Regions from separate parts of the Mus musculus genome. Here region 2 is linked to region 1. The links are chromatin loops, found by intact Hi-C in ENCODE. Cell type or tissue: heart. All regions are shown on one strand. Links, peaks and the distances in the headings refer to the core of each region. The heading gives the core; the rest is flanking DNA.

Region 1 (12,302 bases), core at 2,632-10,631:
CAGCCTCTTGTGACTTCGCTGGCTTAGGTAGCGGCCTGCACCTTGCTTTGTCACTCCTTCTCCGCTCCTTCTCATTCCTCTCTGACTTCATCTGCTGCTCTCCTGATTCCTGCCATTCACATCTTCAATTTCTTCTCTCCTCTCCCTTCAGCTTTTCTCTCTCCTCTGCCCTCTCTTCCCTTTTGCCTTCATCCCACTCCTCCTAAAAAATCTAAGGATGAAACTTACAGCCTTGTGCAAGTGCTCTGCCCTGAACGACATCCCTGAGCCCTCAATACGGTTTTCTACATTGTGAGACAGGAACTCACTAAGTCTCCTAGGCTGGCCCTGCATTTACTCTGTAGCTCAGGCTGTCCTTGAAATCTACCAATAAGCTATTTGTCTAGCTCTTTTTTTTTTTTAAGATTTATTTATTTATTATATGTAAGTACACTGTAGCTGTCCTCACATACTCCAGAAGAGGGCATCAGATTTCATTATGGATGGTTGTGAGCCACCATGTGGTTGCTGGGATTTGAACTGGAGACCTTTGGAAGAGCAGTCGGCGCTCTTAACCACTGAGCCATATCACCAGCCCTTGTCTAGCTCTTTTATCTTTACCTTAGAAATACAGTCTTTCTAATTTGTCCTGGCGAGACTTGAACTTTCTTGTCCTCCTGGTTCAGCCTCCATGGAGCTGGGATTACAGGCAGTGCCACTTAAAAATGTTATAAATCCAGACTTCAGAGTTTGCCTGTCTTGTTATAACTCAAGAGGGGAGGTGCGAGACAGGGTTTCTCTGTTTCTCCCTGGCTGTCCTGGAACTCACTCTGTAAACCAGGCTGGCTTCAAATTTGACTGCCTCTGCCTCCCAAGTGCTGGGATTAAAGGCATGCACCACTAATGTCCAGCAATTTTTATTCTTCTTGAAGTGACAGTTTATATTTCTTGCAATATATTGATCTAAATATTCAGTGTTACAAATATAGCACATTTTCATCTAAATAAATTAGAAATTTCAGAAAAATGTTTTGAGTATCGCATTACACAAGGAATATTTATGTGTGTGTGTTGTGTGACTGTGTGTGTGAATGTGTGTATGAATGTGTGTGTGTGTTTATTAGTCAGGGTTCTCTAGAATAAAAGAACTTAGAAAATGAATAAATATATGTTATATGTACATAATATATAATATATGTTAGAATGACTTAGAAGCTGTGGTTCAGCTACTCTGACAATGACTGCCTATGAACAGAAAGGCCAAGAACCCAATAGTTGATTAGTCTAGAGGCTGGAGGTCTCATCTGCTGTTCCTGCTAGCTGGAATCCTGAAGTAAGCCAGTGACGAGAGAAACTTGCTAGGGAGGGTGAGGACTCGCAGGCAGAGTGAGGAGTTTCCTTCTTCTATGTCTTCTCTAGACTTCCAGCAAAGGTGTGGCCCACGCTAGAGAGGGGTGTGTCTTCCCACCTCAAAGATCTGGACCAGTAGTGGTTCTTCCATTGTCAAATGATTTACTTAGGCAAAAATTCCCTTGCTGGTGTGTTCAGTCATTTCAGACTTTCACTTAATTCCAGATATTCTCAATTTGACAACCAAGAATAGCCATCACAAATGGGGCTTGGTGGTACATGTCTTTAATCTCAGCACAGGGAGGCAGACAGACGAATCAAGGCCAGCCTGGTCTACAGATCGAGTTCCAGGACAACCAGAGCTACACAGAGAAAAGTTGTCATGAGACCGTTCACCTCCACACACACTACATACATACATACATACATACATACATAAAAATAAGAATAGCCACCCCAGTGTGTGTATCTGCATGGCTACGCAGCTGTGTGGCTGATATGAGGAGAATGGTACATGCTACAGTGCCTGTGTGGTGATCAGAGAACAATTTTTCAGACTTGCACTGTTATGTGAGCTCTTTGTATCCAACCTGAGCTGCCAGGCTGACTCCAACAGTTTTTATATCTTGCAATATGTTTGTGTAAAATATTGAATTAAATGTTCAGGTTTGTTTACAAGTAACTGTAACTCAAAAAAAATCATAAATTTCAGAAAAAAATCAATAGCTGATGAAACAAGAAATCTTTATTATAGGGGTCCTATTTGATGGACACTCCCCTGCACCACCCTCCTGCATCAAAGCTCTGAGAAGCAGCAGCAACAGAAGCCACTATGAGCCCTAATGGCTGGATGAAGTCCCACCTTGGCTAGGCCCCTGACTGCTCTCCTTGCTTCTGTTGCAGGCGAGGGCTTCCACAACTACCACCATGCCTTCCCCTACGACTACTCTGCCAGTGAGTACCGCTGGCACATCAACTTCACCACGTTCTTCATCGACTGCATGGCTGCACTGGGCCTGGCTTACGACCGGAAGAGAGTGTCCAAGGCCACTGTCTTAGCCAGGATTAAGAGAACTGGAGACGGGAGTCACAAGAGTGGCTGAATTTGGAGTCAGTCTATTCCAAAAGCCAGCTGGATAGGGGTTTAATAATGTTTTTTCAAATACCGAAAAGAAGCACCCATGTTGTATAGTGTCCTACTTCAAGACAATATTCTTGTAAAATATTCAAATATTAAAAGACCAAAACTTTCTTTTATGATGCTAAGCAGAAATTCTCCTGTTCTTAGTCTTGTATCCGAGGGACCTTCTTATTGCTTAACCCTTCTTATTACTTTACTGTCTTTTCAGGAGAGCTGCAGGTGAGCAACAGGTTGGAATAGACCTTTGAAAACGCGGCAAATGTTTTAAATTAAAGAACCCCACCAAGAGCACTCTTTCCTTGATCTCTCTTGAGCTTCAGGGTAGGTGTCTCAAGCCAAATCCAACCAGCTCTTCCTGGATGTTCTCTGTTAATTCCCATCAGGCCACAGGAAAGACAACACACACACACACACACACACACACACACACACACACTACATACACACCCACCACCAAAAAAACAACCAAAAACCCTAAACTTTCCTTGGCACTGAGCTGGTGTTGCATTAAGACATCATGGAGGAGCGCTACCATGCCAGGGAGGACCCTGAAGCAGAGATGGTGTTGTAAGGAATGAGTTCTAAAAATGTTCTTTCTGGGGCTGGAGAGATGGCTCAGTGGTTAAGAGCACCGACTGCTCTTCCAGAGGTCCGGAGTTCAATTCCCAGCAACCACATGGTGGCTCATAACCATCTGTAATGGGATCTGATGAACTCTTCTGGTGTGGCCGCTGTGTACGCATATACATAAAATAAATCTTTAAAAAAATAAAAATGTTCTTTCTGTGATCAGACCCAGCTGCTTCCCAAGCAGACATGGAGCCCGGCACACAGCACACGCCACACGGCAGCCTTCCTTTCTGTCTTGAGCCTCAGAGCTTGGTAATGAAACTCTTCCCACTTCAAGGCAGAGATGGAGAGGCTGGGGGATAGATAGCATTGGTAGGCAGATTGTGAGAGATAACTTTCTCAGAAACAGCTGTTTGGGTTGAAGATTTCCTTGATGTCCTTCTGAAACAGTTTCAAAGCTGGGTTCCTTTCTTAGTCCAGTTTGTTCCTTGGGTTAATAGGAGTCAGGGATTCCTGCATAGCGTCCTGATGCCTATTGCCCAGTTCCTTCCTATTAAGTGTGAGGTTTATGACTATCTTAGGTCAGTGAATCTCCGTTGCATACGACTGGTTTAACGAAACAGCTGAAAGATGCAACACGGGTTGGTTAGTTTTCATCAATTAGTTTTCATCTTCCTCAGCTGTGGACGCTGTATTCAACAAGCAAGTGGTCCGGCAATGTGCCCACCAGCATGAGAGAAGCAAGTCTGGTAGGAGGGTAACCCACTGACTCATGAGTCAATGCGAGACCCACTGTAATTCCAATAGACCTCGGAGTGATGGGGGCACAGGAAGGAGAACCTCCTAGATGCTTCCTGGCTAGCCACCTAGGAGTAGCCGGGCAAGAGAGACCCTGCCTCAAAAACAAGGTAAAAGAACTCACTCCCAAAAGTTGTCCTGTGGCCTGCACATGTGTACCCCTTGTGTATATGTACCCCATATACACCACACACACACACACACACACACACACACACATTGCTACTAATTTTTAAAAACGCTACAGCTGTGGAGTTCCAAGGCTTTACTGGGGAAGCTATTACTGTTGTTTCCTATATGTAATATATCCATCGAATTGCTTTCTGAACAACTAGTTTTGCCCATAGATTAGTGTTGCAAGATATTTGATCACACCGTGAACCCTGAGATTGTGTAATTTACTGGGGGGGGGGGGGGGACTGCTTCTAATCGTGGTGTGGCTCGGCCCTAGCACTCATCTTTAATCCAAAAAGCTTTCTGTAAACAGCTTTAAATAAAGTCAACCATAGGTCAAGAGGCAGAGCAAGCAACCAGTTGACAGGGACTGAACATAGGAGAAAAAAAAAAGAGAGAGGGAGAGGGAGCCAGGAGGACGGATGGAGAGACGCATTAGAAGTAGAAGGGAGGGACATTCAGTTTGAGGGGGTTTTGAGAGGGTGTGGAAGAGAACTTGCTCTTTTGGGATGTTGGCTATGGAGGAAGGTCAGCTGGGTGCTTTCTCTGCCTCTCTGAGCTAGCAGACTTTCACCCCAGCATCTGGCTCCAGAGTCTTTATTGGTAAAATCGAACATTTGAGATTTTGTTAAAAGTGACACTACATGCGGCTTTGGTTGTTGGCTCTTTTACAATGGCCAGCAGTAAATTCGGAGCCTCACAGTTCCTCTGACACTGAAACTGTGTGACTGTGACAGGCGCGGCCCTGTATGCGACACCCACATCAAGTTTCCCAAAGCCGGGGTTCTCGGGGAAGAAGATAGAACAACATTAGAGCCTGAGGGAAAGGCTAGGGTGGACGAGATCACTGACTTCCAGGCCTTTCACCGTTGCACTCTTGAAGTTACAGCAGCTCTGATTACCTGCAAAAGATCTATCCAGGATTGTGTCTGTCACCACTGGACATGCCTAGGAGAGGGACTCATGTCCCCTTCCCTGGGGATATATGATCAATCTCTTCTTTCTCTCTCTCTCTCTCTCTCTCTGTGTGTGTATGAGAGAGAGATCTCATGATCACGTAAGCAATTCTAATGAAATTTGTTGACTATATAAAAAATAAAAATGAAATTAAAAGACATGAAATTAGAAGGGGGCTGGAGAGACAGCTCCATGGTTAAGAACACTGCTGCTCTTCCAAAGGAAGAGAGGGGGGAGAGAAAAGGGACCGAGAAAGAACAAGAGTGGAACAAGAGAGGATATCAGAGACCATGGGAAGACTCAGAAAGTCTGCCATGAGTGTCTCGGCAATAGCTACCTATATAGACGCACCAGTGGCTTTTTACGTTATATTCCTCAAAGGACATAATTTACAGCAGAGTTTGAAGACCAGGTAAGGCCTACATTTTTTAACGTGGTTTAAAAATTGAAATCCCGTGAGCTGGTTTATTTTCCTTCTCTTAAGAGAATCTTCTTTTGTAAATGAAACGGTAAGGTGGTTTTAAGAGGCTGTTTTGGTTTAGGGATGAGACTGGAGTTCCAAGCCACAAGGTTACACACATTCCAGCCTTAGGGAGGCATATTGGTGGTTTTTCAACATTGTTGTTTGAAATGTCTTCTGGACAACACAACATCTCTACAGATAATTCTGTTTATTAGTTGTGCTGAAGGTTCTTGAGAAAGGCAAACCAGATCCCAGAATCATTCTCTTCTGTGTTCCCATGATGTGACGGGCTCTGTTCTACCATGCCTTCCCTGCCGTGACCCTCCATCTCTGAAACTGTAAGCCCAGATTAATCCTTCCTCCTTGAGCTATTTCTGACAGTTACTTGGTCACATCAGTGCAAAAGTACTTACTACAGAATCTTTTGTTTGGTTGATTGTTTGAGACAGGGTCTCACTATGTATCCAAGGCTGGCCTTGAACTTGCAGAGATCCACTGCCTGTATTTCCCCAGTGCTTGGATTTATTAGATTATCTTAAACATTAAACCACAGCTGAGTTTTAATGGTCTACCCTATTACATTCTCAGCTCAAGGGCTGCTGGGAAGTCTCCCTGTGGCGAAATGGTCGGTGTGCAATGAAGTGAACAGGTCTCGAGTGTGCTTTGGTTCTGTCTTTACTACAAAACATGGTAAATGTCACAGTGAGTGTGAGTCCAATTTTTGTGACTATATTAACTTCCTATGATGCAGGCAAAGACTTATTTTGCTCAGTGAATTTGGAGCAAGGGACTCCGATAATGATCACAAGGTCCGAGAAATGGAGAGTGTGCCTTGGAGTTGCTGGAGACAAAAAGAACGTTCTTCTTGGGACAGACAGTCAGGTTGTTCCACCTCATTCCCCTCCCTAGGCTTCTCTATCTGAGCTATAAAGGAGTAGGAGGGCTGTGCTGACTCCTGGTAGGTCTGGGCCCACGTGAGGACCTGCTCATCAACCCAACGAGGTTCTAATTCTGGGTCATTCCTCATAGGAATCAGTAATATTTCTGGTCAGAAAAAGGAAAGTGGTTTCTTTTAAAATGCCAGCAGAGGGCGCAAGAATGCTCGTAGGTCTTATGAACTCTTAGAGAATTCTAGATGACCTAGAACACACACACACCGCCTCCTTTTACTCTTGATATAGCCATTTTAAATGATGTGGACTTTCACAAACCAAAATTAGCCATTTTGATGTGGACAATGATACAGATCAGAATCACAGCCCCACACACTCCTGGTGTGCTTGAGTTTTCCAACAATCTGCTGGTCTTGATTCCCCCGAGGGTTCGGTCAGTGCCCTGATGATATGCAGGTCAGAAACCGCCCTACTGGGATCCTAGCAATTCTATCCTGCTGAGTTTCTCTCCCCATTCCCATGAAGACACTGGTATAAGCTACGGTAACTGTAAATCACTTACTTTTCTTCTAAAGTAAAACCGATAAAAAAAAAGGGGGGGGGAGTGAACAGCGCTATGGTATTAGTACACTCACAGTGTTGTAGAGCTGACACACCTACTTTCAAAACATGCCCTCTCTCCAAAGAGACACTACACCACCTGACCACTGGCCCCTCTCCTCACTCACCTTCCAAGCCCGCTCCCCACCGTTGGCAACAGCACGCTCCTTTTTCTCTGGACTTACTGCGCACTTCACAGGGACAGAATCATACAATCTGTGAGTGCCACATCTGGCTCTCCTCTTGAAGCGTGTTTTGTACAGCTGTTGACAGCGGAGCACCAATCAGCACTGAAATTCTTTTATTTATTTTTTTTCTTATTAGCACCCCATTGTGTGTGAACAATGCTCTTTATCCGCTTCCTCAGAGTTGCCACATTAGCTAGCTGCCCTGACATTCATCTGCCTCTCCCTCCTATCCCATGATAAGAGCCCGTGATAAGAGCCCATGATAAGAGCCCGTGATAAGAGCATAACTGGCCTTTCTTGGGTTCTGGAGATTTGGAACCAGGCCCTCAAGCCCCAAGGACTTTATCCACTGAGCCAGCTCTCCAGCGAGCACAGCCTGTCTTTTTTTTTTTTTTTTCCTCAATCTTTTTTTTATTAGATATTTTCTTTATTTACATTTCAAATATTATCCCCTTCTCTAGTTTCCCCTCCGAAAATCCCCTCTCCCCTCCCCCCTTTCCCACAACCCACCCACTCCTGCTCTTCCTGGCCCTGGCATTCCCCTATACTGGGGCATAGAACCTTCACAGGACCAGGACAGCCTGTCTTTTTATCCCGGGGAACAGTCTCCTTCCTCCAGTTAACCCGGTTCACAGTTGCATTTGCATATGTTTGCCTCTGCCCATTCTACAGATTTTAAGATGTACAGCCACTCCTGGGAAGGAGTGGAGATCCCCGTACTTTTGGCCAAACTGTAAATAGATCCATTTTCTTTTTCCAATGTCTATTTCCTAATTCCTTGGAGAAACAGGTATATCCGTTTCTCCCCTCCTCCCGACTATTAATAAAACACCTGACCAGACAATGAAGGAAGCTTTCCTTTTGGCTCGCATAGAAAGCTATGGCAGGGAGGCGCTCCAGCTCTGTCAGCAGGAGCATGAGGTGATAGCGTATCTGAAGTCTGGAAGCGCCAGCGTTCAGCAGCCTGCGACCTCCTCTTGCCTTTTCTTAATCTAGTCCAGATCCCGGCCTGTGTCAAGATGCCACCCACATTCAGGGTGGCTCTCGCCCTTCTCAGTTGGCCCATTCTGACACACTCAAAAAGGTGTATCTCCCTGGTGGTTCTCAATCCTGACAATTAAAATTAATCATAATGAGGAAAGTGAGGTGGTAATTTTATGGCCCTGTGCAACTGGCGACACTGCTAGGTGCATTGTCGCACCATTACTGATTTGGGTGTGTAGCAGGAGCGCATCGGAGTGATCTTGCGATAAATTCTTCAACCTTTCATGGGGACGCCAACTTTTTTCCCACAGCGGCTGAACCACTTTCCACCCCCACCATCAGTGTTTAAGCGCACTCTTGACGTTGCCTCTTTGCATTGTCAAAACTGTCCCAGGACCGGTCTCTAGACTCCTTACCCACCGAGGTACAGGCTGGGAGAAGCCGCCTAGCCTTTTCTCGTTTAAGGATGTTTACAAGAGATCACTCCAGAGTCACTAAGGCACATTCGCCACATCTGCTCGAGGATCTATAAACTTTTTTTTTCCTAGAGACTTCCACTCGGCCTCACACAGAACCCCACTTACAAAGCTGGGACCTGAGGCAGAAGGAAGCAGCTGTGCGCAAAGGCTTCAGTCTCTCTGCTATTCCGATGCTCGCTCGTTGCACTCAGCCCCGCCTCCGCTCCCACGCCCTGTCTCTGCTTAGGCAAGCCTGGCGGGCGGGAGCCTAGAGTCGGAGGAGACAAAGGGAAAGGCGTGGCGTCCCTGCCGGGGTTACTCTCGGTCAGCACCCGCCCACAGGGTCACTCCCGTTCACTCGGCCCACAGCGCCTGACCCCGCGCAGCCAATCAGCGACCGCGCTGCGGCTCTGCAGGAGCCCGATCCAATCAGAAGGCGCCGCCCGTGCAGCCCACACCTTGAAGTTGCCATCCTAGATGAGGCTAGGTAGAGCCACTTAAGTATACAGTTTTTTTTTTCTCTGTCCTTGGGACAGAAATGCTGAGCAGTGGGCTACGTGCGGCCAGCCCTGTCATGGGACATATAGGGCAATAGGGTTGGGCCTCAAGAGCTGAGTGTCAGCCTTACGTGTCTGCTCTGAACTACTTCTACCACAAACTGGCTAGTGTGGCTATGACCAAGTTATTTGATAGCTCCACTGGACACTTGACTTTTATTTAAAACAGAAGTACGGAGTAGCCGCCTCAGAGGGCGGGGCCTCCACAAAATGAATCTCACAGGGATCTTTCAATATCTCCTCTCCTTATTCCATAGCCAACTCCTTCAGCCTGCGGCTGGGTACAAGCACCTGTCTGCTCCCTGCCTCTTTTACTCAAACAAAACAAAACCACTTCAAAATTTTACCCAGGGCTTCACGCCTCTCTCAAAAGTCCCGGTATGTTCTGAAGGCATAGACACAAATGAAGCCAAATGCCTACTGATTCCCAGCGGAGTTCTTACCCGACAGAGCCTACCCATTGACTAAGTATGGGGTGTGCATGCACCTACGTCAGAGTGTGTATGGTGTGTGTGTGTGTGTGTGTGTGTGTGTATAATGCTTCAGGGTGGATAGCATTCAGAGTGGGTGGGAAGGTCAGTGCCATCATTTTCCCCGAGCTGGGGACTTTCCCCTACGGATGAGGGCGACAGCTGAGCCCTTGGTTCAAAACTCATTCCCCCCTCGAGTTCCGGGGAGAATAGGTAGGCAGGATGCAGTTGTGAGTGGTCACTGCCTCCATGGCTTTCTCAGTCTCTCCTGCTTTAATTTCCCCATTGCCCATGTGCCAGGGTCTCCCCAGCTAGAATTCACCCGAATTGCTGAACTAGATACTGTTTTCCAGAATGAAGTCTTAAGTGTCCCCACGTCCACAGGAGAGGCCCAGTGGCCAGTGGAGGAGAAGACACGAGGAGGGGGGGGGGCAGGGAGGGAAGAGATGGCATAGGGGACAGCAGACAGAGCTGAGCCAGGGACAATGGTTGGATAAAGTAACATCGAATAGTCTTTGACCAGTGACTGAGGAAAGCAGAATTGATGTGCGCGCACACACACACTTGAGTGCCTGGTGCCCTCAGAGGCCAAATGAAGGTATAAAGTGCCCTGGACTGGAGTTACAAACAATTGTGAACCACCATGCAGGTACTGGGACTCGAACCTAAGACCTCTGGAAGAGCAGGGAATGCTCTTAATCATTGAGCCATCTCTTCATCTCCACGTACCATTTTCTCACGGGGAAAAAGATGTGGACAGGATTTAGGCCCGTGTTATATTAGGATCACCTGGGATGCTCTCAGCAGCACAAGGCTCTGACTTGGCAGATGGCTTTTTTGTCTCCCCCTCTCCCCCTTCTTCCACTCTCTCTGCCTGGAGCTACCTAGGCCAGCTACCTCTGCACACCTCGCCCCCTTTGGCAGAAGATGAAGGTGTATGAGGAAATGAAAGACTCAGCCATCTAGCACCTTTAAATCCATAGCTCTGAGCAACAGCCCACATGGTAAGGCTGAGCCTGGAGAGCCACTATATAGAAATGTAAGACACAGGACAGGGTTCGGGGGACAGCACTTGACCTGTTTCACAGCTCCACACTCTGAAGCAGAAATCCAGCTTCGGTCCTGGAAGTCCCGAATTCTACTCCGTGGCCTCAGCTCTGGTAAGTTCTGGGCATCTGAGAGCCAGCATTCTTGTGAAAGGAAATAGGAGGTTTCTAAGCAATGACTCCTGTCAGTGGGTGTAGGCTTATTTATTTATTTACTCACTTACTTATTTGTTTTTTTGTTTTTTCGAGACAGGGTTTCTCTGTATAGCCTTGGCTGTCCTGGAACTCACTCTGTAGACCAGGACACCCACCTCGAACTCAGAAATCCGCCTGCCTCTGCCTCCCAAGTGCTGGGATTAAAGGCGTGCGCCACCACACCCAGCTAGGGTGTAGGCTTTAACATCATGCGACCCACTAATGTACTAGTGGCTGAAGTGATCTCAAACTTCTGCAAAGATTTGGCATGCTGCTTAGTCGAGCTCCCTATGAGCCAAGCCACCGAAAGTCAGATAAACCAATGGTCATGGGAATATTTGAGTTTGACAGGGCAGATCAATATTTGATTCTGAAATGAACTATACAGCAATATCTTGTGAAGTAAAAAAGGTAGGACATGGCAAAGAAAATGGACCAGAGGTGAGCACGCCATTGTGGGGTGGAGTTTTGTGCTGGTAGTTTTGAGACCAGCTCTCCACAGCACAAAATTGGAACTTTTTGTCTTGTAGTATAATTAGAATGTCTCTGGTTGAGCATGGATAAATAGTGTGTATGGCCCACATGTCAGGCAGGAGTGACCTCCCACCTCCAGCTTACAGGGCTTCAGGACCCCATCAGTCCTTAGTGACTGACTGGGACAGTATTTAAATGGACGCGCTGGGACATATTTGGGACCCATAAGAAGAAAGCAAAGATGAGGGAGGCACTATCCAATGAGGAATGCTCTGAGGCATAATTTTACTCTCCATAGCCAACTCATGTTTAAAATAATACAACTTAGAGAGTTTTTGTTTAAAAAATTGGAAAGGATAAAAATATATAATTTTTTTCTTGTGCTGAAGAGATGATCAGCCATTAAAGGCTAAACTCACAACCAAAACTATAGGAGTTGTGTTTCCAGCACCCACAGCTGTCTCTTTAGCCATGGTGTGTGTGTGTGCGCGTGCGCTTTCTTATTTGCATTTACCTAATTACTTCATTGTTAACATTTTTTTTAAGATTTATTATATGTAAGTACACTGTAGCTGTCTTCAGACACTCCAGAAGAGGGCATCAGAGTTCGTTATGGATGATTGTGAGCCACCATGTGGTTGCTGGGATTTGAACTCGGGACCTTTGGAAGAGCAGTCAGTGCTCTTAACCACTGAGCCATCTCGCCAGCCCCATTGTTAACATTTTTAAAAACTTGTTTCTGGAAAGGAAGGCTACCCATCTTCCAAGTTGGGTTTTATTGTTGTTCTTGTGTCTTGTTTTGAGGAGTGGGTAGGAGGGGGGTAGGATGGAGCAGGACAAGGTAGAAGGTAGGAGGAGGTAGGATGGGGTAGGAGGGGGTAAGAGGAGGTAGGAGGGATAGGAGAAGGTAGGTGGGGTAGGAGGGGAGGAAGAAGGGGTAGGAAGGGGAGGAGGGGAGGAAGAAGGGGTAGGAGGGATAGGAGGAGGTAGGTGAGGTAGGAGGGG
Region 2 (8,000 bases), core at 1-8,000, 98 kb before region 1:
CTCCAGCCTCTATGCACGAGCTGCACAATGCACGCAGGCCCAGTGAGTAAATGGTAAATGACAGTTTTTCCTCTGCAAAAAGCATGTGTGCAAGTAAGCACGGCAGCCATGGAGAGAGAATACTGGCTTAACTGTTTGATAATCACTTAGAAACTTTACAATTTTAAGTAATTATCTAAAAAAAAAAAAAGAAAGAAAAAAATCTACTTAAGGGTGCAAATGTAGCTCACTGGACAAAGCAATCGCTTTGCCTATGCAAAGCCCCGGGTTCAGTGCCCAGCGATTCCATACAAACTGCTCCATTTCCTGAGAAGTCAATCTAGGTCCAGAAGAGGTCCACCAATAAGCTCTTCCTTAGTGATCTTTCTGCGTAGTCTCCATCCCTGCCACCTCACAGGTGGCTCCTCTGCAACGATCAGTCTCAGTTCTGCACTACCACTTGGGTGTTCCAGTAACGGCTACAAACAGCTGAGCCAGAGCTGCGTTTCCCACAGAAACACGGTTCCTCTTGTCAGCTTCCCTATTTTGGTTGTTGGTCCTACCCACACGAACAAGTACCTTAGCCTGCTCAGTACCGGATAAAGTCTACATCTGCATTGTGCTCACGCCCAAACTCTCCATTCTTCTTATCTTCACTCTGCCTCAGATTCCCGATACTTTCTGGACAACTGTTCCTCTTCTCTCTTCCACAGTTGTTCTCGAGGCCATCAAGTCATAATCTCTCTAAAACAAGGGCCACACACTTGGAAGCCAGCAGAGGAATGTGTATGGGTGGAGTAACACAAGTGTTTATATAATAAACACACAAGGAAACCATCATTCCCTCTTCGGAGGAGTGTGCGGAGGAGTGTGCGCCCTCTCAGCCCAGCACTCCCTACTAGTTCTGAGGCACTGGGTCAGACAACTCCATCTCTAAACTACAGCAAATGGAAAAAAAAACAAGAGAACAAGAACAGTGCTAACCAGCAAAGGCCACAAGATCACACTAAAGGACCAGCCAGTGGTGACACAAACCAGATTATCCAGTCTTCTTAAAAGGCTGCAAAACCCTGGTCAAGTAGAGCCCTACTAAGTAAGTTACGATAGACTTCAGAATTTGTGGGGAGAACCCATATATCTGGATTTTTGTTACTTGGTCTCTCTTGCTCAAAAATAAGTGAACGATCAGGCAGAGAAAATCTGCGACTTACAACCCCCCAACTTCTCTACTAAACCTTTCCTCATAGATCCTGGTTCACAAATTGGGCTCACAGAAAAATTTCCTGGGGTGGGGCCTGTGAGAGGGCCCTTGCTACCAAGCCTGAAGATCAGAGCGTGGTCCTCGTGACCTACGTGGTCTAAGAAGAGGACCAACTCTCGAAAGTCGTTCTAAGCCACACACACACACACACACAGAGAGAGAGAGAGAGAGAGAGAGAGAGTAATTTTTTCACAGAGCAGTGAAACAGTATAAGTTCTTATGTCACCCCAGAAGGTCCAGCCTCTGCTTTCTGACTCTGCCTCAGACACAGACACAGATGCAGACGCAGGGACACTGAACTAAAATCTAACCGTGTCCCACGGGTGGGTCAGCAAATCTTCAGACTAACCTTCAGGTTTCATCAAATGCTTGCTTACTCCAGCTCTTTTACTAACTGGACTGTTTCACGTACCCCCCCCCTTCCATTTCCTTCACAACTCTGCTTAAAATATACTTCTCCCCCGGCGGGGCACTTCTGGACTAACAGTGTGGAATTCTTGTTGTTGGCCTTTATGACAAGAGGCCTGCAGATTTGTGTTTCAAAAGTGGTTGGTGTGCTTCCCTGGGGAAAGACAAGGGGGAGAGCGGCTCCTTTCCTCCCATTCAACCATGGACTGACCAGAGGCTGCTAAAGCACCATTCAGATTTCCGTGAAGTCAAATGCAAATACACAGCTGGGATCAGCCAGAAGGGGTTGCGTATCACCTGTCAGTTCCCCAGTCAAATATGTGGCCATTTTGGAGAACATGTCCCGGCAGAGCTCATTGATGTCAGCTTCGGCAGGCTCCTTTGCTTCCTCGGCTGTCTCCACCGCAGCATCATCTGGCAAGGTGTGGGTGGGAGGTGAGGAGTAAACGTCCTATCCCCAGACCTAATCCAGCCAAAGCGGACGGTTCCTAAGTCCCTCCCGACTTGGGCTCCCGCCGCCTTCGTTCTCCTCCTGCCACCATCCCGTCCCTTCTCCTCGCACCCGCCCACCTGAAACGCCAACTCCGTTCCCATGCTCAGGAGCTAGGCTTTCGTCTCAGTGCCCTGACTGCGGTAGACAGGTCCACCGGCTCCTGCATCCGGACCTAGCCTCCCCACCATCAGCCGCCGCATCTCCATCCACACAGGGTAGTACCTCGAGGTGGCTGCTCCTCCCGTCGCGTCGCCGGGACGCCCTCCGCAGCCGCCGCCATGCCCGACCCAAGGCTGCTTCCGGTTCTAAGGGCATCTGCGCGTGCGCCCCGCGGGTGCCCCGCCCCGCCGCTTGCTCACAGCTTCCTTGCTTTGATCGGCTTGCCCAAGTCACACCTCAAATAAGGACCTTTTATCAAAGTCCAAGCATGAAGCTGAAACTGAAGCTAAGGCTATTGCGAATTAGCCCGTTACTGAGATCACAGTACCTGGTTGGCAATGCGTTCGTCCCTGCAGCCACACTCTAGAACGGTCACTTGTGCCAGCCACGGCCTGTCTTGGGTTGTGGACCCATCATAACATGTCAGCTAAAGTTATTGGAGAGAGGTGGCCTCCTCCCCAGACACCAGCACCCTGACATGTTTTGTTCATCAAAGAATTGTTCAGGGATTCGCTTTTACAGGGTGTCTCCCACAAGATTTCGGCCTTGAATCTTCTTTTTTTTTTTTTTTGGTTTTTCGAGACAGGATTTTTCTGTGTAGCCCTGGCTGTCTTGGAACTCACTTTGTAGACCAGGCTGGCCTCAAACTCAGAAATCAGGGATTAAAGGCATGTGCCACCACCGCCCGGCTTTGGCCTTGATTCTTGATGGAATCTCCCTTACCTTTCCCATAGGCCTTGGACTAGTATCAACTCTCTGACTCACATCTCTTGAAGTGCAAGCTAGCCCCTAATGTTTAGTTGAAAGGACCTCTCTTGAAGGAAACTTCCGACGTCACTGACACATAGGTTATCTTGATTATACTTAGTTGTTGCACGCGTCTAGCGGGTTTACGGAATGCTTGGGGGAGGGGGGTGGTGAGAACAGGTGGGGGTGACAGGGATGAATAGAAGGCTCAGTGTGAGGGAATGAGAGTCACTGGAGAGGGGGAAAGAGGTGTGTAAGGGTTTTCAGGATGCAGGCTCCTGAGCATCCAAAATCTTAAGTGTAGAGTTTTTGACTAAGTTTAACTTAGTCTTGGTTATCCTCTAATCTCCTCTCTGAAGACTGATTCTCCCTAGACTGATTCTCCTTCTCTCCACTCCTTTCTATAGGATAATCAAAGTACCCGCCGTTTCAAACATTCCTATGAACCAAGGCTTCTTATTTCAAGATTGCTGGGAGAAGCAACCTCCCTGAGATTGACATGGCCCCCAGTACATTCCAGAGAGTGTACAACAATGTCTTACACTCTTATCCTTCTCTCTTCTCTCAATAGCCCCAGAAGGAAATGCAAAGACGTGGTTTTCTAAAGAATTTTATTGCTAATCACCTTGGAACCTCACATTGTCCTATGACGAAGAGAGCCAGAGACCACCACATATTAGTCCAAAAGATCAATGAATCCTGATAGCCTTTCTGGCTTGATTCCTTCAGGTTTTGTTTGATTCCAGGTTTGAAGTCCCCTCAGTTCCAGCTAGTCGCTGGAACATAAGAACCAGAAGGCAGGCTCCTCCAGAATTCACTGACTTCACCTTTGGAGGGGGTCACTCTTAACTCCTCTGTTGGAATCTCACCACACAAAAATCTTCTTTCCACTACAGCTTCCTTTTCTCTTTTACAGGGAAACCCCATGAGGAAAGAAAGGGAAGGCCTCCTACACACAACCATGCCTGCCAGTGGCAGATATCGTGATGCACACAAAGGGTAAGAGTTACTGGAACGTAGGAAGACATCCATCGCCCACTCTTTGGACTTCTACCTGTTAACTAATCGTGGTTGTCTGAGGTCTTCCGGAGAGTCATTCCCATCTGCTCCTTTTTCTTGTTTGTTGTTGATGTCAATCAACTCTGGCAGAAGTAAGTGCCCAGGAAGAGAGGGGCCTGGTAGGAAATGCTACTTCACAGAGCTGTGCAACTCCATAAAGAAACACCAAGGGACAAGTCTAAGCATGCTGCCCAGCTACACACAAAAACATCGGCTGAAAAGGCCAGATACAGGGGGAACTTCATAGCAGCCATCATGAAACATGCTGCCCTAGAAAGGATGAGGATGGAGATGGAGATGAGGCTTGTGGGGGAGGCATAGAGAGAAGAATTTGCTGTCTGTTGCTTTAGGACCCCTTTTCCATCCTCCTGTCCACCCTGAACTCCCAGGGAGCTGGAGTGACACCTAGGACGGATTATACAGGTTCTCCCAAACAGCTGGTTCCCCCTGTTGGAAGAAAAAGGAATAGCTCATTTGAAGGAGAGTTTATTTTTCTCTGCAACTTATTAACAAAGAACCTAGATTGCTATAGACTGATGTTTGGGTCTCCCCAAAGTTTTTTGCTGACATCCAAATCCCCAATGTGACAGTACTAGGAAGTGAGGCCTTTGGGGGGGTGAGATCGGGAGTGTGGAGTCCTTATAAGGGGAATTAGTGTCCCTCTTTCCTCCCACCACATGAGAACACTTAAGTTGAATAGTCCATGAAGCAAGAAGTTGACTTTCACTAGATCCTAAATCTGCTAGTCACTTGATCTTGGGCCTCCCAGTCTCCCAAACTGAAAAATATACTTCGGTAGTTTATAAGCAGTCTATTCTTTCATAGTTTCATAGTTGGTTATAACAACTCAAAGACCCTCCTAAAAGGTCAAGGTAATCTATAGGCTGACAGCAACTTCTGGACCTGTCCTCCACCCACCTCCACAGAGAAGTGACCACTGTGAGTATTACTTCCCTCGTCTTTCTAGAATGCCCCTCACTCCTAACTGTCTAGAAAATAAGATGGATTCCAGCAGTAAAGAACTCAGCGGACCCAACTGGAGGGCACTCACCATTCCTGGGGAGGGAGCCAGCTCCCCTTTCCTCTCCAGCATCTTCAGCTTTGAGCCTACAGCATCAATCTGGGACACAACTCCTTCCAGAACACACTGCAGCTGCAGAACTCTCCTTGTGAGCCTGAGTAGGATTTGAGAGAGACCAAGGAAGCTGAAATGGTGTCTGGGTGTGCACAGGAGTATTGTATTAGAGACAGTACTGTGGTGTTTGTCTAGATGGGAGGGAGGAAGGCAAGGCTCAAGCTTACAGGGAGGAGGGAGGGTCGCAGGGGACCAGAAACTCCCACTGGACCAGCAAAGGGAATTGGGAATTGTGGAGAGAGTCTCAAAAGATGCCACAGCCAGCCATCCCTAGGCCCTGGCCTCCACATACATGTCGAATTCTTCTCCAGAAACCCAGCTTTGTCCTCTGGCAGCCTCCGCGCCCAATTCGCCTGGGGGGCTGTGTCCAACAGACCGGCCTAGGTTCTCAATCTCAGCATTGAGGGTCACCTGCTCAGGAAATCGGATGTTAGCGGGAAGATGCTGAGTCTGGACAGTCACCTTCTTTTGATCCAGCCTCTACTGTGAATTACAATCCCAGTCTTAGCCTTCTGGTCTCTGTTCGTCCTCCCTATGTCTAGTGATACTGCCCTTGAATTTTCTGACCTCCACTTAATAAGGATGGAGCAGGCACAGTAGTCAATTTCGAAATTCCAAGAAAACAATTTCTCATGGAGGATCATCAAGGATTATTTTTTAAAGACTTATTTATTTTATTATATGTGAGTACACTGTAGCTGTCTTAAGACACTCCAGAAGAGGGCGTCAGATCTTGTTACAGATGGTTGCGAGCCACCATGTGGTTGCTGGGATTTGAACTCAGGACCTTCGGAAGAGCAGTCGGTGCTCTTAACCACTGAGCCATCTCACCAGCCCTCATCAAGGATTACAATCTTGCAAAAGCAATGGTTCTGAACGTTGGCTGTATGCTGGAATCATCTAGGAAATTTTAGAACGTTCTAATGTTATAATTAGCCCTACCACGCAGGGCATTCTGATGTGATTGATCTAGGACATGGGGACAGAGAGTGGGGGTGTCTAAAGGCTCTCCTGGATATTTAATGCGTAGCAGTTTGAGAACCATTATTCTAGAGAGTTCTTTCTCACTCATTTGTGGGAGGACATTCAGCTTGGATTTGGCTTAGATGTGGTGGGGAGGGAGGACAAGTAAGGGATGTGTATATACTTCTTGCCCACCAAACGGTCCTGCTCACCCTCTCCTCTTCCAGTCCCTGCCGCATCTGTTCCTGCTCCTCCTCATCCAGTATGTGGTCCCCATCCTGATCAAACCTGGTGAAGGCAGCGGTGATCTCGTGCTCCTCGTGCCCCAGTCTAAGAAGAACAAGGGGTTGAAGCAACTGTAACCACTCAAACCACTCCCAGCCCCTTCACCAGACTCTTGTCTTGATCTCTGAGTATTGCTCTCTAAAAAAAGAAGACCATATAGAAAAGCCAGGATCTTTGGGGTCTTCTGATTCTACCTGCAACAAGTTCTTTCGTTTCTCCTTCAAGTTCTGACTCTTACTGGCTATGTTAGAACTTCAGGATCTTATACAGAGATTATTCCATTTCTTTGCCCCTGAATAACCAGATGCCACCACCACAGCTCCAGGTTTCCTTTTCACTCCCTGCTCCTGAAATTCATCCTCCATAAAGAGAATAATCAATATTTTGAATTAATGAGACCTGAGAAGGGTGGAAGATGTCTATGATTCTTAGGTATTTGAGGAGCTGAGGGTAGAGGAAGAATCAAATCAAGTTCAAGGTGAACCTCGGTACTAAAGTGAGACCCGGCTCAAAACTAATAAAAGTACACATCTAAGATTCCCTGCTTTGGGCTGGTGAGATGGCTCAGCAGGTAAGAGCACCCGACTGCTCTTTCAAAGGTCCAGAGTTCAAATCCCAGCAACCACATGGTGGCTCACAACCATCCGTTACGAGATCTGACTCCCTCTTCTGGAGTGTCTGAAGACAACTACAGTATACTTACATATAATAAATAATAAATCTTTAAAAAAAAAAGATTCCCTGCTTTAAAGCCCAACTAAGCATCCTATTCCTTGGATCCAGTGGTGATGTTCAAGGCCTTTCCTAGCATGGACCTCGACCCTCAATCCCTCCTATACCTCACCATTCACTTGATAGCTTAACAATGCTCAACTATGCCGGGCGTGGTGGTGTACGCCTTTAATCCCAGCACTTGAGAGGCAGAGGCAGGTGGATTTCTGAGTTCGAGGCCAGCTGGTCTACAGAGTGAGTGCCAGGACAGCCAAGGCTACACAGAGAAACCCTGTCTCAAAAAACAAACAAACAAAAACAATGCTCAACTATTACACTGGCCTTCCTCTCTTGTCCACATGTAAGCTAGTCATTCTCTAAGCCCCTTTCCAGTCAACAGCTCTTCCTGGAAGCCTTCCTATACTCTTACAAAGGGCTGATAACTCTCCTTGGTCCATGCCTCCCTCTCTTCAACTCACTTCTGTTCTTGAACTTAGTCTTTGTCTTGGCTTATTTGCATACATACCTTTGGGCTCCTAGGACAAAAGATTATTAATTATGTCACTCCCTACTCATGCCTGGTCCACAGATGGTCCTCATAATATATTTACCCAATATTTTGGGTTGGAGGATATATAATAATAGGATTATTATATTGTTTGTAAGAGTCGTTGAACAAAGCCCAGAATTTGTATAGACTATGATCAGAGATCTGTAAAACAAGGTCATAATTCCTAAGTCAAGAACGCAGGTCCATAGACCAAGGCTGACCAGCAAATTTGAGGATCACAAACTTTTAG

What was found. Peaks named below come from ENCODE experiments on the same cell type or tissue, not always from the same donor. Only the 100,000 strongest peaks of a DNase experiment are listed, where the experiment ranks them.
Region 2: a loop joins it to region 1, with 2.4 times the contacts of the local background. A loop is called at or near these places in 2 of 42 quality-filtered maps.

The regions. Positions count from the first base shown.
Region 1 is chr19:44,239,428-44,251,729 of GRCm38, forward strand. Scd3 (stearoyl-coenzyme A desaturase 3) reads left to right here. Exons shown (of 6, transcript NM_024450.2): 6 at 2,233-4,589. The coding sequence ends at 2,432. It also overlaps a transcript of Pkd2l1 not described here. Among named protein-coding and RNA genes, the nearest start is that of Gm35183, 27 kb to the right of the region's middle. In heart, for the core only: a CTCF peak has its summit at 6,507 (motif pointing right); DNase peaks (open chromatin) are centred at 8,134 and 8,874; H3K4me3 peaks cover 2,997 bases; H3K27ac peaks cover 2,915 bases; H3K27me3 peaks cover 380 bases.
Region 2 is chr19:44,143,996-44,151,995 of GRCm38, forward strand. Bloc1s2 (biogenesis of lysosomal organelles complex-1, subunit 2) reads right to left here and starts at 2,451. Exons shown (of 5, transcript NM_028607.1): 1 at 2,364-2,451; 2 at 1,946-2,062. The coding sequence starts at 2,421. It overlaps Pkd2l1 (polycystic kidney disease 2-like 1), which reads right to left. Exons shown (of 15, transcript NM_181422.3): 12 at 6,417-6,534; 13 at 5,534-5,652; 14 at 5,158-5,281; 15 at 3,642-4,553. The coding sequence ends at 4,512. In heart, for the core only: a CTCF peak has its summit at 4,556 (motif pointing left); a DNase peak (open chromatin) is centred at 2,456; H3K4me3 peaks cover 1,448 bases; H3K27ac peaks cover 1,098 bases; H3K27me3 peaks cover 2,221 bases.